Regions from separate parts of the Homo sapiens genome. Here region 2 is linked to region 1. Evidence: read pairs that join two places in POLR2A ChIA-PET (ENCODE). Cell type or tissue: A673. All regions are shown on one strand.

Region 1 (2,500 bases):
TTGATATATTAAGGAATAGCGATAAAGTGTGTAGCTTTTTTTTTAATAAGAGATGGTGGTCTTGCTTTAATATCCAGGCCAAACTCCTAAGCTCAAGCAATCCTCCTATCTTGGCCTCCTAAGGCTGGAACTACAGGCCTATGACACCATGCCTGGCTAGTTTTTAAAATTTTTTTGTAGAGACAGTCTCACTGACCTGCCCAGGCTGGTCTCAAACTCCTGGGCTCAAGCGATTCACCTTTGTCTCCCAAAGTGTTGGGATTATAGGTGTGAACCACCACCCCCAGCCAAGTGTATACTTTAGACATAGTGCAGCAGTAACTGCTAGAGAAAAAGAAAGCTGCAAGAATTTCTAGAAGTTGCCTCTGAGGAATGAGACTTGGAAAGTGACAGCTTTTAACCATGGGCACATATCACTTTAATAAATTGTCCAAATTTTAAGAAATAGACTGGGTGTGGTGGCTTCCAGCTTGTATATATAAACTGTCTTCCATCCAACTCTTGGAATCAGAGTAAAGCTTTTGGAAATCCATTTTGTGAGAGAGAAAGCATCTAACTGTTGTGAATGCTATTTCAAATTCAGTTAATAAAGCTCAACATTGAGAATAGAAATTTGTTTCTGCAGTGGACATACACTTACAAATGCCATGGTAAGGACGGTGGCTCACGCCTGCAATCCCAGCACTTTGGGAGGCCGAGGCGGGTGGATCACGAGGTCAGGAGTTCAAGACCAGGCTGGCCAAGATGGTGAAACCCCGTCTCTACTAAAAATATAAAAAATGAGCCAGGTGTGGTGGCAGGCGCCTGTAGTCCCAGCTACTCGGGAGGCTGAGGCAGAGAATTGCTTGAACCCGGGAGGCAGAGGTTGCAGTGAGCCAAGATTGCACCACTGCACTCCAGCCTGGGCAACAGAGCTAGACTCCATCTCAAAAAAAAAAAAAAAAAAAAAAGCCATGGTAAAAACAGCCTTATTAAATTAAAAATCCATGCAGCAGAAATGTACTTGTTCATAAACAATTGTGGAGCCTGGCACTCTTACCTTCCTGTTGCTTCTGAAATGTATTCAGAATGGCCCAATTTGAGACACTGGTGATGCCAACCAACCCAGTCACTGGGAACAAGCAGGTCAGAAATGAAGCAAGTAGGGCAGCCCATGGCAGCCTGAAGTTTCAGGAACTCCCCTCCTCATGAATTCCCATGTGCAAAATCTATGTCACCTCCTTCTCCAGTCTTTTTTTTTTTTTTTTTTCTTTTTTGAGATGGAGTCTTGCTCTGTCGCCCAGGCTGGAGTGCAGTGGCATGATCTCAGCTCACTGCAAGCTCCACCTCCCGGATTTACGCCATCCTCCCGCGTCAGCCTCCCGGGTAGCTGGAACTACAGGCGCCCACCACCATGCCCGGCTAATTTTTTGTATTTTTAGTAGAGACGGGGTTTCACCATGTTAACTAGGATGGTCTTGATCTCCTGACCCCATAATCCGCCCGCCTCGGCCTCCCAAAGTGCTGGGATTACAGGCGTGAGCCACTGCGCCTGGCCCTTCTCCAGTCTTTTATACAGCACAGAGCAGTTTCCTTAGTTTGAGGATGAATAAATATATATTAGACGCTCTCCAGATCCAGCTCTGCTCCTTTAGGTCTTTTTGTTCCTTCTCATTTGTTTTTAAATTAACAAATACGAATTGTATATATATTTAAGGTGCTGTTTGGGAACTGTCTCTTGAAGAAGCTCTTTAGATATAAAATGGCTGAGGGAGGAGGTGGAGTGGGAAAAAAAGAAGAGAAAAAAGATATGAAATGGCTGAATTCAAGTGGACATCAACTATCTTTGAGATATAGTATCCAGAAGATTCTAATAGGTGGGATGTGGCATAGCAGAGAATGCATCCCTGATGGGGATACTCAAGAGTCTCAGCAGCTCCTGGGGCTCATCTCGACTTGACCACTCAGGACCGTTGCTCCCAGTGTTACAGTTTATTTTCCTAAGATAACCACCCCATGCTCTCAAATGCTCTTTGTACAGGTATCTTTGACTCCCCTCCCAGGACACAAGAGTGATGCTATGGACTCCTGAGGCTGGGACATAAAAGGCCACATGGCTTCTGCCTAGATTGCTTGAGATGTGCTCCCTTGGAAGCCACATGCAGAGGCCACATGTGTGCCAGTTAATGACAGCAGCTGATAAGTGAATGTCTTCAGGTGACCCTAGCCTACAGCTGCTAAATCACGCCTCAGACACCGGGGAACAGATGAGGCTTCCCCCACTGAGTTCTACCCAAACAGTGGGTTTGCCACCACCCAGCTAATTTTTGTATATTTTGTCAAGATGGGATTTCACCATGTTGCCCAGGCTGCTCTTGAACTCCTGGATTCAAGCAATCCCCTTGCCTAGGCCTCTCAGAGTTCTGGGATTTCAGGAATGAGACACCGTGCCTGGCCTGTTTTGTTTTTTAAAAACAACAGTATTGAGACATAATTCAGACACTATACAGTTGACTTACTT
Region 2 (2,500 bases), 220 kb after region 1:
ATTTGATCATATAGCTGAAGGGAAGGAGGGAGCAAGCCGTGTGGATAGCAGAGGCACAAGGAGCAGCAAGGGTAAAAACCCTGAAGGTGACAGTGCTGCATCAGCACTGGTGTGTTTTCAAGGGCCAGACAGGAGGCCAGTGTGGCTAGCCTAGGTCGAGCAGGAGCTGAAGGACAGGGCAATGACAAGATTTGACCTAGGCTTTAAAAGGATCATGAGGCTGCTGTGTTCTGAATGGACTGTAGGGGGACTAGGGCCTTAGAAAGCCATTTCTATATTGAGGACATTTATTTATTTAAAAAGCACTGATATGGCACATCCTATGTGATGAACACTGTTAAGCACCTTACAGATAATAAGCCATTTAATCCTCATGACAGAAGCCTGAAAAGGTAAGGAGCTTGCCCAAGGTCACACAGCAGAGAGATGAAGCTGGCTTAGACCAGGGTAGTAGCATTGGAGATGGCAAGAAGTAGATAGTATTCTAGGTATTTCCTGATGTATTGGTGGTAGGCATGAGAAGAAAGGAATCAAGGATGATGCTAAGATTTTTTTTTTCATATTTAAAGACTTTGTCTTCTGTTGTTTTTTGTTTTGAGACAGTGTCTCAGTTCTGTTGCCCAGACTGGAGTGCAGTGGCGCAATCATAGCTCACTGCAGCCTCAACACCCCCGGACTCAAGTGATCCTCCCACCTCAGCCCCTCCCCACCCCCGCCCTGAGTAGCTGGGACTACAGGCGTGCATCACCGTGCCAGGCTAATTTTTTTGTAGAGACTGAGTCGCACTGTATTACCCAGGCTGGTCTCGAACTCCTGGGCTTAAGCAATCCTCCCACCTCAGCCTCCTAAAGTGCTGGGATTACAGGCATGAGCCACTGCACCCGGCCAAGACTTTGTTTTTTAGAGCAGTTTTAGTTTCACAAGAAAATTGAGAGGAAGGTACAGAGACAATCCATATATACCCCCCTGCCCCACATATGCAGAGCCTCCCTGAATTGTCCCCATTCCCCACTAGTGTGGTACATCTGTTGCAAATAACCTGCATTCATACATCGTGATCACCCAATAGTTTACATTAGGGTTCACTTATACAATCTATGGGCTTGGAGAAGTGGATAATTACATCTAGCCACCGTTAGAACCATCATACGGAATATTTTCACTGCCCTAAAAATCCCCCGTGTTCCACCTCTTCATCCCCTTTCCCCCAGCTCCTGGCAACCACTGATCTTTTTACTCCATAGTTTTGCCTGATGCTAAGGTTTTTGGCTTAACACTGGAAGGATTTACCATTTATTGATCTGGGGAAGACTGTAGGAGGAGCAGGGTTTTTCTGAGGAGAGGGTTGTGGATAAGAGGGAGCAAGTTATGTTTGAGATGCCTATTGGAGATTTTTTTGTTTTTGTTTTTGAGATGGAGTCTCACTCTGTCGCCCAGGCTGGAGTGCAGTGGTGCGATCTCGGCTCACTGCAGCCTCCGTCTCCTGGATTCAAGCAATTCTCCCACCTCAGCCTCCCAAGGAGCTGGGACTGCAGGCGTGCGCCACCACGCCTGGCTGATTTTTGAATTTTTAGCAGAGACAGGATTTCACCATGTTGGCCAGGCTGGTCTTGAACTCCTGACCTCAAATGATCTGCCCGCCTTGGCCTCCCAAAGTTCTAGGATTACAGATGTGAGCCACCATGCCTGGCCTCCTACTGGAGATTTTTTATTTTATTTTATTTTTTTTGAGACGGAGTCTGGCTGTGTCGCCCAGGCTGGAGTGCAGTGGCACAATCTCGGCTCACTGCAAGCTCCGCCTCCCGGGTTCACGCCATTCTCCTGCCTCAGCCTCCCGAGTAGCTGGGACTACAGGTGCCCGCCACTACACCTGGCTAATTTTTTTTTGTATTTTTAGTAGAGATGGGGTTTCACCATGTTAGCCAAGATGGTCTTGATCTCCTGACCTCATGATCCGCCCACCTCGGCCTCCCAAAGTGCTGGGATTACAGGCGTGAGCCACCGCGCCAGGCCCCTCCTACTGGAGATTTAAATGGAGATGTCAGGTGGGCGTGGTGGCTCACACCTGTAATTCTAGCACTTTGGGGAGACAAGTGGATCACCTGAGGTCAGGAGTTCAAAACCAGCCTGGCCAACATGGTGAAACCCTGTCTCTACTAAAAATACCAAAATTAGGTGGGCATGGTGGCACATGCCTGTAATCCCAGCTACTCAGGAGGCTGAGCCAGGAGAATCACTTGAACCCAGAGGTGGAGGATGCAGTGAGCAGAGATTGCACCACTGCACTCCAGGCTGGGTAACAGAGTGATACTCCATCTCAAAAAATAAAAATAAAAATAAATAAATGGAGATATCAAATAAGTAATTAGATATGGAAGTTTGGAGTTGGGGGAAGAAGTTAGAGCTGTGATAAACTTATGAGAACTGTCAGCTAGTAAATGGCATGTAAAGATACTTGAAAGCACAGACATCTTGGTGAACTCACTTTGTGGGTGAATGT

What was found. ChIA-PET counts read pairs that join two places held together with the same protein. Peaks named below come from ENCODE experiments on the same cell type or tissue, not always from the same donor. Only the 100,000 strongest peaks of a DNase experiment are listed, where the experiment ranks them.
Region 2: POLR2A ChIA-PET joins it to region 1 with 6 read pairs; 5 of 35 experiments call an interaction of 5 or more read pairs at or near these places.

The regions. Positions count from the first base shown.
Region 1 is chr1:19,263,493-19,265,992 of GRCh38, forward strand. It overlaps the pseudogene AKR7L. Among named protein-coding and RNA genes, the nearest start is that of MRTO4, 13 kb to the left of the region's middle. In A673, no CTCF peak of the experiment used is centred here; no DNase peak of the experiment used is centred here.
Region 2 is chr1:19,487,676-19,490,175 of GRCh38, forward strand. It overlaps a transcript of LOC105376819 not described here. Among named protein-coding and RNA genes, the nearest start is that of CAPZB, 3.4 kb to the left of the region's middle. RefSeq lists an enhancer at 1-207. In A673, CTCF peaks have their summits at 234 and 434; no DNase peak of the experiment used is centred here; H3K27ac peaks cover 442 bases.